Linked DNA regions of Homo sapiens: region 2 is linked to region 1. Evidence: chromatin loops called from intact Hi-C (ENCODE). Cell type or tissue: HCT116. All regions are shown on one strand.

Region 1 (8,000 bases):
GTGGGGACACTGGAGGGGTGGGCCCAGCCCAGACACCCGCACATCCTGGCTGCCACCAGCTCCCCACTTGACCCTGGGGCTGAGATGAGAGTGCTGTAGCTTGTGTTGACTACGCTGCCCTGCTTGGGGGAATGGACCGTCCCATGCCACCCCAGCCCCTACCTCGACACTCAGCCCCCGAGGCTCAGGCCACCCAGTGACCCCATCCTCATAGAGGTGGCCGTGGGGGCTGCAGGTTCCTACCCAGCGCCTGCCTGGCCCCTTGCAGAAGGGATTGGGTGGCTGTCTTCTGCCCGAGGGTGGAGTCCTTCTGGCCCTTTCTGCCAGGCCCAGGGCTCAGGGACCAAAGTGGAAGTGGGCCTAGAGCACAGTCAAGAGTAGAGAGATGGGCTGGACCCAGGGGACAGGCGTAGTGGCTCCTGCTCAGACAGGCCCAGTGCTCATGAACACAGCCACAGCCTCTTGGCCTGGTCCCACCCTTAGTCTGCATCAAGGGACTGGCTGCCCCCACAGCAGTTCTTGGCCTTCTGGGCTCATTGGGAGCCTGTGGCAGCAGAGGGTTCAGGATCCCAGGGCTCAGGCCCCAGCTGGGATGTAGCTTGGCCCCGCCTCACTCCCAGGAAGGATAGTGCCATCAGGCCGGTCATCAGGCATCCGGCTGTAACAGCAGGGCTACAGCCAGCCACCTCTGAGCCCACGGCAGCCCAGCCACGCTACTTCTCAGGCCTGAAGGATGTGCCTTCACTCCCAAGCGGGAGACAGCTGGTTCACAGTGGGCCGCTGCCTCCGTGAAGCCTTCTGTGAACCCCTTCCTGCAGGCTGGGCAGGCGCTCACCCAGCCCCTTCATGACTGAGCCACCCTCAGTTCCTAGACCAGGCCTGGCACTTGGCAGCCTGAGATGACCAAGGAATGAGAGGATGCGGCTGGTGCCACTCCCTGGCATGTGCCCGCCCAGCAGGCAGAGACTGGCACTGATGGGCCTCAGGAAGCATTTACCGAGTGACTGTCAGCCTGTGGGGACATATCCCCAGAGGGAGCCCAGCCCTCGGCCAGAGCTCCAGGCAGCACCTGCCTTCTGTCTCCAGGCTGCCCCCAGAACCGGTTTGGCGTGGGCTGCGAGCACACCTGCTCCTGCAGAAATGGGGGCCTGTGCCACGCCAGCAACGGCAGCTGCTCCTGTGGCCTGGGCTGGACGGGGCGGCACTGCGAGCTGGGTGAGTGTGCGGGGCCAGCGGGACCCCAGCATCCCCTCAGGGAGGTGCCCTGGGCTGCCATAGGGCTGGGCAAGGCTGGTGCCGAAGGACTGCCCACCCTGCCCTGTCCCCAGCCTGTCCCCCTGGGCGCTACGGAGCCGCCTGCCATCTGGAGTGCTCCTGCCACAACAACAGCACGTGTGAGCCTGCCACGGGCACCTGCCGCTGCGGCCCCGGCTTCTATGGCCAGGCCTGCGAGCACCGTGAGTTGGGGGCCTGTGCAGCTGGGCTGGGGCCCCTTTGAGCCACTGTCCACTCCTCCCGTGTGGGTGATCCAGGCAGCAGTGAAGTGGTGGGGAGGTGGGGAGCCAGCAGCAGTGGGGAGGGACGAGGACGGGCAGGAGGGGGCTTTTCTCGGGCCCCTGGATTGGCGGGTTTTACTCACTCTGGGCAAACTGGACATTTCTGCCACCGTGTGCCCTTGTCTCGTGGTAACCGGCGTCCTTCAGCCTGTCCCCCTGGCTTCCACGGGGCTGGCTGCCAGGGGTTGTGCTGGTGTCAACATGGAGCCCCCTGCGACCCCATCAGTGGCCGATGCCTCTGCCCTGCCGGCTTCCACGGCCACTTCTGTGAGAGGGGTGAGTGCTTGGTGCCTCCCTGAACCCCCGCTCCCTGGCCCCGTCCCGTCTGGGTGCAGGACAGGAGGGGGACACTGAGCCCACTGCCCCCACCAGGGTGTGAGCCAGGTTCATTTGGAGAGGGCTGCCACCAGCGCTGTGACTGTGACGGGGGGGCACCCTGTGACCCTGTCACCGGTCTCTGCCTTTGCCCACCAGGGCGCTCAGGAGCCACCTGTAACCTGGGTGAGTCTGGGGTCCTGCCCAGGAAGGGCGTGGGTGTGGGTCTCCATCAGTGACCAATATTGATTGGTTGGGCCCTACCTGTGCCAGTCCTGGGCTGGCCACCAACCCCTCTTGTTGCCTCTGCACCTGGACTGTGCCCCCTGGGGGGGCTGGAGTCAGCTGCTGGGACATGCGGTACCAAGCATGGCCCTCCTGCTGGAGCCTTAGGCCAGGCCCTGCCGTGTGGCCCCCACAACGTCCCAGGAAGGCCATGGTCATGGGAGGGGGCTCTGGTTGGGTGGAAAGACTTCCCTGATCTGCCAGCTGTGGACTGGGGGACATCAAGGGGGCTGTGGCCCCTCCAGCCCAGAGGGCCCCACCTGAGGATAGGAGGGTCTCACCTGAGGATAGGAGGGACCCACCTGAGGATAGGAGGGGCTCACCTGAGGATAGCAGGGGCTCACCTGAGGATAGGAGGGACCCACCTGAGGATAGGAGGGGCTCACCTGAGGATAAGAGGGGCTCACCTGAGGATAGGAGGGGCTCACCTGAGGATAGGAGGGACCCACCTGAGGATAGGAGGGGCTCACCTGAGGATAGCAGGGGCTCACCTGAGGATAGGAGGGACCCACCTGAGGATAGGAGGGGCTCACCTGCTGGGGCTGCTTACCTGGCCTTGTGGCTCTCAGGCCTGTTGTGCCCTGAGGGGGCATCCCTGAACACTGGCTCCTGTTTGCCCTCCTGGGGCGGGGCAGGAACTCGGTGGTGACTCTGGACGTGTGCCTGGGGCCTGGGCTTTCTCATGCAGGAGCTCACTGGCTGCAGAATGTAGCTGAGGAAGGCAGGGCAGGGACTGTTTACTCCTCAGGGGAAACCGAGGCCCAAGGTCTTAGCTCCCGCACACACCCAGGCAGAAGGCTTCACTCCACCTGGGCTCTGCCGCGGGCCCCTAGGCCCAGGCTCCTTGGCGCGGGGAAGGCAAGGATGATGCTCAGGTTTGTCTCCCGCCCCCTCCGCCTTGCAGATTGCAGAAGGGGCCAGTTTGGGCCCAGCTGCACCCTGCACTGTGACTGCGGGGGTGGGGCTGACTGCGACCCTGTCAGTGGGCAGTGTCACTGTGTGGATGGCTACATGGGGCCCACGTGCCGGGAAGGTGAGCTGGGCTTCCTGGGGAAGGGCGGGAAGGCACCATCCCCCAATCAGCCTCAGCTCCACCCTGGCAGAGGATCCCTCTCTCACCCACTGCGGAGTTGGCCGGGTCACCCTATGGCTATTCAGACATAGCGAATGTCATCTGTCCCCACCCGGTACCCAGAGTGTCACTTGGCTTCTGATGGGTGGAGTGTGAGCTTCACAGTCACTTAACCAGGGGACAGGGGTGGGCCATGCTGCCAGCTGGAAACAGCCCATCTTTCCCAGCCCCAACAGCTGCAAGGGTGGGCTGCAAACTGCACCGGGGGCCTGAAGAGGGTCATGACCCCATGGCTGGGCTGGACCATCCACAGTGTGGATGGACGCTGGCCATCCCTGCCCCTCCTGCCCCCCATACACGTGCACCAGGGTGTGAGGGTGTGTCTGTGCACGCACGTGCAACAGTGCGTACAGCAGGGTGTGTGTGCATGTGTGCCAGTACATGTGTGTGGCACCCAGTGTGTGCCAGTCCACGCACGCAGTCCTGCACGGGCAGCAGGCACCTGTGCGTGCCAGTCCACGCACGCAGTCCTGCACAGGCAGCAGGCACCTGTGCGTGCCAGTGCCTGTGTGTTACGTGTGCATCAGTGTGTGAATGTAGCCAGTGCGTCTGCGCAATAGTGCATGCATGTGCGGCAGGGGGCACAGGCGTGTGTGCCGGGCATGTGTGAGCGTGCTCCAGCACCTGTGTGAGGGTGGCTCCTTAGCACCACCTTCAGGACCCTGAGGCTGTCCTGGAATGTGCTCTCTGCCTGCAGGCAGTGCTTTTGGGATGCCCCCACCCCTCTGGCCAGCCCAGACTTTGCTGCCCGCACCCCCCCCCCCACCCCCGCACCGTGTACCCCCCAGCGGTGTTGGGAAAGGTTGTCTCTGCAGAGGGAAGTGGGAGGCAGGCTTGGGGCCTGTGCGGGGCAAGACATGTGGGCGGGGCAAAGGCCGGGCGCCAGGCTGCAGGCTCTGCTTTTTGGCTAACTGGGGATTTCACACTTGGGGTCCTCCGCTTGGAGGCCCCCAAATAGTCTTGACTTTGTGTATGTGTGCATCTGTTTGTGCCTTTCTAAGGCAGTCCTGGCTGCAGATTGTTCAGAGCCTTAAGACAGGGGAGCCCCCATCTCGGTGGAGCGGGGCGGGGCGAGGAGAGGAGGGGCGGGGCAGCAGCCTGTGCGCTGGTGCAGGGACAAAAGGCTGCCCGGCAGCGGCATCTAGTGGTCATCTGTGGTACTGCACCGCCGGCTGCCGGCACCTGCGCTGGGTGCCGGGTGCCGGGGGCAGTGCCTTGACATTGAGCTGGAGGCCTCAGGAGCCTGGGGCCCCATGGGCAGTGTGTTGCTGGGCGTGGGGAGTCCTGGGTCCTGCGCCCTCCCCTGGAGTGGACTTGGCTTGGCGTTCGGTAAAGCCCCTGATGTCGCGGGTAGTAGAGGCTTGGAGGGGCTGAGAGCTTTCCTATGGGGAGAGGGAGAGCCCCCCCCCCCAGCTCCCGCCCCCGTTCCTTCCCCGAGTGCAAAGGACTGAGAAGGGAAGGAGACTGTGCGGGGGAAGTGGAGGTCCCTGAAGGCCTGGATGGGGTCACGCCTTGCTGCCATTACTGTGGCTCACTCAAGGCTGGGGGTACTAACATGGCCTGCTCTCTCTCCCCTCCAGGTGGGCCCCTCCGGCTCCCCGAGAACCCGTCCTTAGCCCAGGGCTCAGGTAAGGGGTGTGGGGAATGCCCGTGGGCTTGCCAGGAGGGTGGGTTATGGCAAAGTCAACGAAGAGTGCTTAAGTATAATCTGGGCCCCACAGGGCAGCAGCTGCACCCGGGGCCTTGGGCCCCAGGAATCTGGAGCTCAGAGACCAAGGCTGGGGCCAGAGCTGGGAAGGACAGGCTGGGAAGGATGGGTGGGCCCCACCCACCTGCTGGGCTGAGCTGCTGAAGGGAGGGGTGGGAGGGAGAGGTGCCAACCCAGAACCCAGTCTGTTCTGGGAGCACCCGCCCCACCCTGGACTGGCCCTCTTTTCTCCTTTTCCCCAGCGGGCACACTGCCCGCCTCCAGCAGACCCACATCCCGGAGCGGTGGACCAGCGAGGCACTAGTAGAGGCAGTCCCGTGGAGCCCGCCTCTCCAGTCCCAGCCAGAGGGGACCCTGGCCTTTGGTGACCACTGAGAAGGACACTTCACGGGCCCAGAGCTCCTGGTACTGCCCTTCCTTTGAGGGCCGTGGAGGGCTGTGGACAGCCCAGCAACCTGTCGCTCTTGGAGGCTGGTGTGGCCTTGAGGAGGGAAGCCTCGCATGGCCGCTGGAAGAGAGGCGCCTCCTGGCCTGGCTCTGCAGAACCCAGGGGCACGCTCTGGGCCTGGGCTGAGGAAGTCCCGCTCTCCCCGCGGCTCTGAGTTGGACTGAGGACAGGTGTGGGCGCCAGTGTGGGTGCAGGCGCAGGTGCAGGCACAGGGCCACTGTCCTCCAGGCAGGCTTTTTGGTGCTAGGCCCTGGGACTGGAAGTCGCCCAGCCCGTATTTATGTAAAGGTATTTATGGGCCACTGCACATGCCCGCTGCAGCCCTGGGATCAGCTGGAAGCTGCCTGTCATCTCCTGCCCAATCCCCAGAAACCCTGATTCAGGTCTGCAGGCTCCTGCGGGCTCACCAGGCTGCTGGCTCCGGTACCATGTAAACCTAGGAAGGTAAAGGAGCAGGCAACCTCCTCGTGGCCTGTGTGTTTGCTGTGTTACGTGGACTCTGTGTGGGCTCCTCCCTGGGGCCCGGCCAGCATAACGGTGCACCCAGGGACCTCCCAGTGCACCCGGGGCCCTTTGCAGGGGTGGGGGTGCCACACAAGTGAAGAAGTTGGGACTCATCTCAGTTCCCAGTGCTATTGAGGAGAACGCTGGGGCTGCATTCATTACCGCTGAGACCCAGAGACTGGCTGTTCCCAGAGAATGGCCCAGGGGGAGGAGGGCTGGTGTGGAGGGGCAACCTGGACTGAGGCCGAACTCCCTTGGGCTCACCCCACCCACCCCTACCTGAGCATCAGCAGTGGGGGGAGGGCAGCATCGCAGGGGCAGGGACTCCCTGGGTGAGGACAGACCAGCCCTCCCGAGCACCTGGCACTCATGGGCTGAGGCTGACTTCTCCTGGAAGAAGGGCCCAGAGTGGAAGGAAGAGGCAGAGGGTAGAGGTGGTGGCTGGGGGCTCCTCTGCAGAGTGGGGTGGCCAATGGAGAGGGCTGCACTCACACCGCAACATAGGACTCTCTCTCCCTTAAGAAGGCCCCCTTAGGGTCTGGGCTGCCGCCCCCATCACCCTAAAACCAGCCAAGGTAGCTGAGGCCCCAGGGCAGACAATTTCACCAGCAGGAGGAGGAGGAGTCCAGTGAGCTTGGTTGCTCACAGACAGCAAGGGAGCTGTCACAGAGGAAGCTGATGAATGGACCGCTGTGGGGAGACTTTAAAGTAGAACAGTGATAAGGGAGGGCAGGATGGTGGGGATGCAGAAGCAGCAGCCAGAGAGAGACGGACTGGGGTGCAGACGGAGTGTGGAAAACGCATACCTTGAAATGAAGCATCCAGCAGATGGGGTGAGTGGATACAGCTCAGGAGATTCTCCCAGGAATAGCAGGGAGGCGTAAAGAGAGACAACGTACAGAGATAGATGAATGGAAATGGGTAAGGGAGGTGTTCATTCACATCCATCTAACTGCAAAATACAAAAGTAAGAAGTCATTGACATGAAGCAACGACGACCAAGACGTTCTCAGATCTAAAGGTGAATGATCTCAGTCAGCCTGGAAATGCACAAGGTGGAAAAATAACATAAAAAAGCCATAAGACCTTGAAGAACATCAATGTCAAAGATAAATTCTAAAGTCCCAGAGAAAAAAGAATGGGAATCAAATTGACCTCAGACTATACGTGAGAAACACGGAGAGCCAGAAAACTGTGATGTTCCATCCTCAGAGTTTGAAGGAAATATTTGAAGGCTGAATTTTACATCCAGCTAAACTATCAAAGGCATGCAAAGTCCATGTTATTCTTAGGCCTTCAAGGCCTCGGCCATTTTTCTACAGAAAAGCCTGATTTTAAAATGCTCTTAGAGACGTTCTCCAGCCAGAAGAGAAAGAAGCCAGGAGGGTGCTCTGAGATATTCAGTCACCACAGTTCCCAAATGGCCTAGGAATTCAGAGAGTCAGAATATCACCATTACTCCCCAATGGGAACCCCCGACAGTCTCAGCATGGTGTGAGGGTGTGGACGGGGGGCCTGGCAGGTACCAATCACTCATCCCGCTCAGTGAAGACACAGTGTTCAGCTACGGAAGCCATAAGGCAGGCCGAGCTTCTGCCCATCCGGAGGAAATCTCAGCTATCCAACGGCGGTCAGGAGCAGAGGAAAATAAAGCAGAATAACTAGAAAACACGCTCACAGATCCTAATGTTAACGGTTACAAATGACGACGGAAAAACAAACTCCTGACCATATATTATATAGTTTCAAGCAGCAAGAAGGAGGATATTGAACATTCTCAACACACATAATAAACGCTTGAGATGATGATATGCTCATTACCCTGATTTGATCACTAGACATCCCATGTATCAAAACATCACTGTGTATCCGATGAATATCTACAATTATTGTCAATTAAAAACATCATTAAAAACAGACTAGACTGCATTAAAAATATACTAAATAGTATTTTTACTATAAAAGACATGCTTCAAAGGGTAGAAACACAGACATGCAGAGTAAACCAAAGGAGAATTAGGGCAGGCGTTTGAATATTTCAGGGTAAGAAGC
Region 2 (8,000 bases), 230 kb before region 1:
AGGAGGGAGACCTGCCCCACCCTTGGGGCCAATCGATTCTCCAGGTGGGTCCGGTGGTGAGCAACCCACAGGGACGGGCAAACCTGCGGTGCCACCCAGGCCTCTGAGGTGCCCTTGGCCCAGGACAAGCGACTTATATGGGGGCTGCTCTCAGGCTCCGTCAGGGAGGAGTCTGGGCGTGGGGGGCCGTTCAGGGACTGGCCCTGTCCCTGGGACGCGGGCTCACATTGTGTCCTGCCAATGTGTCCCCTTCTCCTCCCACACGCGTCCAGTTCCCCTGGCCGGCCGCTCACCACGCTTGCTGGCGGCCCCGTTCTTGGCGGAGCTCTCGTTCAGGGCCTGCTGCTCCCGGTAGTGGTCCTCATCAGCTTTTCGGTCGCGGCCAGGACAGGCGCAGATGCGGCCCTCAAAGGACCGGCGGCCCAGCACCTGCCCACTGTCGGGTGGGCACAGCCAGAATTGTGAGCTCAACCCTGCCCACCCTCAACCTGCCCACCTTCCCCACCCACCTCGGACCCTGCAGGACCGGCCTTGAGAGCCCTCGGTCACCACAGAGCACCCAGTGCCGGCAGCGAGTGTTCCCGCTAGAGGGAGTCAGAGGCTCAAAGCTGTGAGGCTGCCCTGAGACCTCGCCGGGGACTCCCACCTCCCTCCGGAGGCCCAGCTTGTGCCCAGGCAGGCCCTGCAGGCCAGGGGGCGGTTCCTTCCTCCAGCAGCACACCCCAAAGTCTCTTCCCCAAGCTAGCCTTGGCCTGCAGGTCTCCATGACAGCTCCCCTTCTCCCCCGGCCGTGCCTGCCCAGCCCTGTCCCACCTCCACCCCGTGTGCCCGGGACTCACTCCCGCATCTCCAGGGTGATGATGATGAGGATGGGCCGCCGGTTCATGCCCCCTACACAGCTGCTGTTACACATGAAGTTGTACAGGATGGTGGTGAATTCCGTCCCCACCTGCACATGGGGGAGCAGGGAGAGGGGCTAGCATCAGCACGCAGCCCCAATCCACTAAGGTGGCAGCCCCCAGCTCCATGTCTGGTCCTGGCTCCACGTAGGCAGGGGGATGCCCTGCTCTATAGTTGTTGCCATTTGTATATCTGTCCACTCATTCATCCATCCACCAACCCACCCCATCCATCCATCCATCCGTCCATCCATCCATCCATCGAACCCATTTATCTATTCATCCATCCATCCATCCATCCATCCACCAACCCCATCCATCCACCCACCCATCTATCCATCCATCCATCCACTCCCCCATTTATTATCTACCCATCCATCCACCTACCCATCCATTCAATATCCATCCATGCATCCATCCACCAACCCCATCCATCCACGAACCCCATCCATCCACCCACCCCATCCAACCATCCATCCACCCACCCATCCATTCAATATCAATCAATCCATCCATCCATCCACCCCATCCATCCACCCACCCGTCTATCCATGCATCCATCCACCCCATCCATCCATCCATCCACTCCCCCACTTATTATCTACCCATCCATCCACCTACCCATCCATTCAATATCCATCCATCCATTCATCCACCAACCCCATCCATCCACCCACCCATCCATTCAATATCAATCCATCCATCCACCCATCCACCCACCCACACGTCCACCCCCAACACCCACCCCATCCATCCATCCATCCATCCACTCCCCCATTTATTATCTACCCATCTATCCACCCACCCATCCATTCAATATCAACCCATCCATTCATCCATCCACCCATCCACCCACTCCATCCATCCATCCATCCACCCACCCACCCACACATCCACCCCCCACACCCACCTCATCCATCCATCCTATCCATCCATCCATCCACCCACCCACCCCATTCATCCATCCATCCACTCCCCCCATTTATTATCTATCCATCCATCCAACCATCCATCCACCCACCCATCCATTCAATATCAATAAATCCATCCATCCATCCACCCACCCACCCATTCAATATCAATAAATCCATCCATCCACCCACCCACCCACCCACTCCATCCATCCACCCACACATCCACCCCCACACCCACCCCATCCATCCACCCATCCCATCCATCCATCCACCCATCCACCCCATCCATCCATCCACTCCCCCCATTATCTGTCCATCCATCCAACCATCCATTCACCCACCCATCCATTCAATATCAGTCAATCCATCCATCCATCCACCCACCCACCCACTCCATCCATCCACTCACCCACCCACATATCCACCCCCCACACCCACCCCATCCATCCATCCATCATCCTATCCATCCATCCATCCACCCCCCCACCCCATCCATCCATCCACTCCCCCATTTATTATCTATCCATCCATCTAAACATCCATCCACCCACTCATCCATTCAACAATATCAGTCTATCCATCCATCCATCCACCCACCCCATCTACCCATCCCTCTACCCACCCATCCATTCAACATCCCTCTACCCAACCATCCATTCACCCACCCACCCATCCATCCATTCACCCACCCACCCCATCCATCCGCCCACCCTATTCATCCATCCGTCCACCCACCCATCCATTCACCCATTCACCACTCCATCCATTCATCCACTCACCCACCCACCCCATTTATCCATCCATCCATCCACCCACCTACCTACCCATCCATCCATTCATCCACCCCACCCACCCCCATCCATCCACCCATCCACCCACTCACCCCATCCAGCCACCCATTCATGAAGATCACTGAACCCCAAGCACTGGGCTGGTTCTGGGTTCTGGGAGGGCTCAGACCTGGTCTCTGCTCTCAGAGAAGCACAGAGTCCTGTGGTCTGTTTGCCCCAACCTTCTCCCCTGACACAGGCTGGAGGTCAAGCCCAGATGCTGGGTGTGAGTGTGCCTGCACAGATTTTGTGGCCCTACGTGTGTGTTGCATGCTGCGGGCTCACCTGGGCAGAAAGAGGAACCAGAGCTGTCCCCAGCGAACCCACCCCCAGCACACTCCTGTTTCCCAGGGATTTTGCAGTACAGCTGAGACATGAACCAAAACTCTTTTTTTTTTTTTTGAGACGGAGTCTCTCTCTGTCCCCCAGGCTGGAGTGCAATGGCGCGATCTTGGCTCACTGCAACTTCTGCCTCCCGGGTTCAAGCGATTCTCTTGCCTCAGCCTCCCAAGTAGCTGGAATTACAGGCATGCGCCACGAGGCTCGGCTAACTTTTGTGTTTTTAGTACAGACAGGGTTTCGCCCTGTGGGCCAGGCTGGTCTTGAACTCCTAACCTCAAGTGATCCACCCGCCTTGGCCTCCCAAAGTGCTTGGATTACAGGCGTGAGCCACTGCGCCCAGCCATGAACCAAAACCGTTGATCAATGAGTGTCCCCAGACCACAATGTGGGCAGTTTTCATGTCACCCTGGGGACAAATACAAAAGCTATTAGGGGTTTGGGAAAATCTTGGCCTTTCTCAGAACTGCTGTCACACGGCAGCCACCAGGGGGCGATAGAGCTCTGCCTTCCTGGCAGGCCTAGGCAGGTGAGGGTGGGACATGGGTTTCAGGGAGCCCTCCCGGGCCCTGGTTCTGCTGACATAAGGGGCTGCTCTTAGAGGATGGTGGGATGGGGACGTCGAAGGGGGCCTGGGTACAGGGTAGAGGCTTGTGGAGGACCTGGAGACTGGGTACAGGAGTCTGGGGTGTCCTGGGGGTCTGGTACAGGGATGGGGACCTGGTGGGGGAGGCTGGGGCTGGGTACAGCATGGAGCCTGGTCTCAGAACCAGGTACAGGGAAGGCAGAGGCCTGCCATTGCCTGCCTTCCCCTGGGGGCCTGGTACCCACTCCTCACCTCCTGTTCTGCCCCTGCCCCACCATCCCGCAGTAACTTCAAACCCTCTGTTTCCCCCTACCCCAGCCTTTCACACCAGTTGGGCCCCACATCAGCTCCAGAATTGTGTCCCAGAAACTTATGCTGCCTTTGGGCCAAAAGTCAAAGCCCCCAGCCTCTCCGTGTCCCCTCCCCTCCAGCCTATATGCCCCCCAGTCCCCTGCACCCCCCACCCACGTGGTGCCCAGCGGGGCCTCCCGGCTCTCCACCCTGCTGACCAGCCTCAGCCTCCTGCAGGCCACCTCTCCTGGGCCCCTGGCCTGGCCTAGGAGTCTTTCCACCATCCCTCAACCCCCTTTGTAGAATTTGCCACCCCTTCAGGCGCTGTTGCTGGTTTGGTTCTGCCCCAGCCAATCCAGGGTCTAAATGGGCGGGGACCTCCCCATCTCCCAAATCCCTGTGTCTGGGAGCCCCAGGCCGGAACCAGTGTTGGGCACCAACAGAGGGCAAGGCTGAAGACCCACTCCCCACTATGGAGCTGGGCACACTGAGGCCCCGAGAGTGCCCGAGGCGGATGTGGGGACAGAGCAGCAGTGTGCACAGTGGGGCGGGTGTGGGTGAGGAAGGAGCCGCCGACACAGACTTATCACAGAGCAGGGAGCCCTGGACAGATGCCGACAGGACAGGCAGGCAGATCAGCCAACTGAGGAGGGACAGGGGCTGCCTCAGGGGACCCCTCCCCCGACCCGTACAGCTGACTGCAGGGCCCTGGGCACAGCCTGGCTCCTGGCCTACCTGTGGTGGCTCATAGGGCACCACGACGCTCTGCCTGCCGGTGACAGGGTCATCCACATACTGCGAGAGATTATTGCCTTCCACGCGGATGAGGTGGCTGGCTGGAGCAGACTGTCCTGCCGGGAGGGGTCGACACTTCAGAGAGGTGCATAGAGGTGCCCACCCCTGTGCTAGGTGCAGAGAGGTGCCCAGCCCTGTGCCGGGTTCAAAGGGTGCCCAGCCCCATGTCAGGTGCAGAGAGGTACCCAGCCCCGTGCCAGGTTCAAAGAAGTGCCCAGCCCCATGTCAGGTGCAGAGAGGTGCTGGCCCCGTGCCAGGCACAGAGAGGTGCCCAGCTCTGTGCCACCTGCAAAGGTGCCCACCCCTGTTAGGTGCAGAGGTGCCCAGCCCAGTGCCAGGTGCAGAGAGGTGCCCAGCTGCATGCCAGGTGCAGAGAGGTGCCCACCCCGGTGTCAGGTGCAGAGATGCCCAGCCCCATGCCAGATGCAGAGGTGCCCAGCCCTGTGCCAGGCACAGAGAGGTGTCCAGCCCCATGCCAGGTGCAGAGAGGTGCCCACTCCTGTGCTAGGTGCAGAGGTGCCCACCCTGTGCCAGGTGCAAAGAGGTGCCCAGCCCCATGCCAGGTGCAGAGAGGTGCCCGGCCCCATGCCAGGTGCCCACCTCTGTGTCACATGCAGAGAGGTGCCCAGTCCCATGCCAGGTGAAGAAAGGTGCCCAGCCCCATGCCAGGTGAAGAGAGGTGCCCAGCCCTGTGCCAGGTGCAGAGAGGTGCCCACCCCTGTGCCAGGTGCAGAGAGGCGCCCAGCTGTGCCAGGTGCATCGCAGCAGAACTGAGACCACCAGGCCCAGTCCTGTGGGCTTCCAGGTGAGGCTCAGGCCAGCTGGCAGCCCTTGTGCTCTGGGGGTGCCTGCCCAGTGGCTCTGCCCCCTGATTCTCCTGCTAATCCTTGGGGTAGCCCGTAGGCCCTGCCAGGCACACTGGAGAGAGGGGCTATGACTCATAGGATCTCTGGGGCCCCAGAAGGCCGCTGCCCCTCAGACTCTGCCCAGACCACTTGCCCCTGCCCAGGAGCATGGGCCCCCCCAGGTCCCACTCAGAACTGGGAAAATGGGGGCTGGTGGAGGCACTGAAAGCCCTCCGCAGGGGAATGGCTAAGCCCATGCTGTCAGCCCCACTCTCTCCCAGTTAGGCAGCCCCCGGCTGTGCTGTCCGGGATGCTGGGCAAAGTGCCACCGTGGGCAGAGGAGCTGGGGGCCCTCACCTTCGTTGAAGTCCCTCCCGAGCTCGTGGTTGGGGCAGCGTTTCACGACGTCGGTCACGTGCTCCGCTTTCTTGTAAACAGGCATGGCCCGGATGGCGGTGCCTGGGGGTGGCGGGGTGGACACCTTGATCTGGATGGGGCATGTCTTGGCGATCTGGCAGTAGAGTTTCTTCAAGAGCGGGGAGTACTGGAGTGGGGGAGAGGGAGCGGGTGAGACCAGTGGTCCCAACTGCACCCCTGTCCAGGCCACCCCCCATTGGGAGCCACGTCCTCCCCATGGGTGCCCCTTCCACAACCCCCAGATGAAGACTGCCCCAAGCAGCCCCTCTGCTGAATCCCTCCAGGTGTCTGTCCTTTGAGGCGTGAATCCAGGCACAGCTGCCCTGGCACCCACTCCACAGCCATCGGGTCATTTGGGCTCCATGACAGCAGGGGTGTGAGTGCCGGTGGCAGTCAGGCAGAGAGGCTTTAGGTTTATGGATGGGGACAAGAAAGGCCAGGAGAGCAAGAAGGGGCTGCTGGAGAGTGAGGGCGGGAACGGGGGCTGGGAGCCAGGCCTGTGGAAGCCATGTCCCTGACTGCGGCATTTTGAAGAGGTGGGTTTGCAGCATTGAATCTGTTTTTAAGACCAGAGCTAGGCTTCTCTGGCATTTGCACAGAGCAAGTGGTTAATGTGTGATGGGCTGGTTGCCCACTATGCATTCAAGCTTCCATAGAGAGCTCTCTGGGTTGGTGTGAAGGCCTCTCATGGCCTCAGCAGCCCTGGTGACTCTGACACCCTCTCCTGCTGGGGCCACCAAGTCTGAGCAGCCGAGCTGTGTGGCTTGGTCTTGGCCACTCTGGGGGCCCCTCTGGGCTCACAGCCCCAGTATCCCCAGCTTGGGACTCGAGGAGCTAATAGGTCTGTCTGGAGCTGGCGTGGGCCCTGCTGCAGGAGGACTGGATGACACCCTTCCTGAGCCAGCCCCTGCAGAGGCCTCCAGCTTCTTTGCCTCACAGGGCCCGGCTGCCCATCTGAGGACCCAGGCCGGCTCTCATGAGTTCTAAAAGTGACCCCGCTGAGGCCGCTGCAGGGGCGTCCACTCACTTCCAAGCTGGCTGATTTCCCAAGCGTCTGGCTCCTGGTCACCTGCTGGGAGTCCTCATGCTCTCTCCCCAAAGGGCCATCAGGAATGATCCCCAGTCTCAGGCTCAGAGAATGACTTCTGCTGCCACCCCATGCCCTCTGTGCCCCTCACCAGCCCCCGATGACTCAGAATCACAAGTCACTGCAGCCGCAAGTGCCCTGGAGAATGTCCCATCGCACTCCACCGTGGAACAGTTGGGGAAACTGAGGTCAGAGACAGGGAGCTACTGGCAGAACCAGGGAAGCTGCAGGTGGAGTCTTCCCTTTGCCAAGGAAGTTAGGGGGCCCTGACCCCCTGACCCCCACTGGCCACCAGTACTGCCTCTCTGGCCATCAAGGGACATGAGGGGCTCTCAGGAGCCACATAGGTCCTTGGCAGGTGCAGGCACACGAAAAGCCAGGAAGGAAAAAGGAAAGAGACAGGGGAGATGGAGCTGACGGAGGCTGCGAGCCATGGTGGGTGGGGCCTGGGTCCCCGGCACCCTGAGTGCCCTTGTTCCTGTGCAGTGGGAGCGGTCCCCTCTCTGGTGAGCTACTTGGGCTCCCCGAATGAGACCCAGCCAGGAACGCTGGTCTGTCCCTGCCATGGGTGTGAGGGGGCTGGAGGGACAAGTGGAAGGGGGTCCTTCAGTGGCCTCCTCAGGATGGGAATTGGATACCAAAGAGCTGGCCCCTCCTAGGTCCTCCGTCCACCTGGAGCCCCTGGAGCCAGAGTGGCTCCACTGCCCCTGCCTGCGACCCCCACCTTGGGCACAGGGCCTTAGGCAGGAAGCCGCCCATCCCCAGTCCTGTTTAAAACACAGGAAGGAACCATCATGCACAGCCCTGCAGGGGAGGCTGGGCGCTGTTTAGAAAAGCAGGAAACGGGCTGAGGGCGGTGGCTCACGCCTGTAATCCCAGCACTTTGGGAGGCCAAGGCAGGCAGCTGAGGTCAGGAGTTCGACCAGCCTGGCCAATATGGTGAAACCCTGTCTCTACCAAAAATACAAATATTAGCCAGGCAAGGTGGCGGGCGCCT

The links. A loop is a pair of places that touch in the nucleus more often than their neighbours do. Peaks named below come from ENCODE experiments on the same cell type or tissue, not always from the same donor. Only the 100,000 strongest peaks of a DNase experiment are listed, where the experiment ranks them.
Region 2: a loop joins it to region 1, with 16 times the contacts of the local background. A loop is called at or near these places in 37 of 110 quality-filtered maps.

What each region holds. Positions count from the first base shown.
Region 1 is chr1:3,487,828-3,495,827 of GRCh38, reverse strand. It overlaps MEGF6 (multiple EGF like domains 6), which reads left to right. Exons shown (of 37, transcript NM_001409.4): 31 at 1,087-1,215; 32 at 1,329-1,457; 33 at 1,704-1,832; 34 at 1,929-2,057; 35 at 3,061-3,189; 36 at 4,869-4,916; 37 at 5,239-7,877. The coding sequence ends at 5,300. Among named protein-coding and RNA genes, the nearest start is that of ARHGEF16, 37 kb to the right of the region's middle. RefSeq lists enhancers at 3,158-3,682, 3,683-4,208 and silencers at 4,328-4,457, 4,478-4,527. In HCT116, a CTCF peak has its summit at 4,449 (motif pointing left); a DNase peak (open chromatin) is centred at 4,397; H3K27ac peaks cover 284 bases.
Region 2 is chr1:3,720,064-3,728,063 of GRCh38, reverse strand. It overlaps TP73 (tumor protein p73), which reads right to left. Exons shown (of 14, transcript NM_005427.4): 5 at 5,857-6,043; 6 at 4,595-4,710; 7 at 840-949; 8 at 294-436. Among named protein-coding and RNA genes, the nearest start is that of TP73-AS2, 9.8 kb to the right of the region's middle. RefSeq lists enhancers at 344-443, 6,286-6,844, 6,845-7,404, 7,405-7,963. In HCT116, a CTCF peak has its summit at 3,478 (motif pointing right); a DNase peak (open chromatin) is centred at 3,473.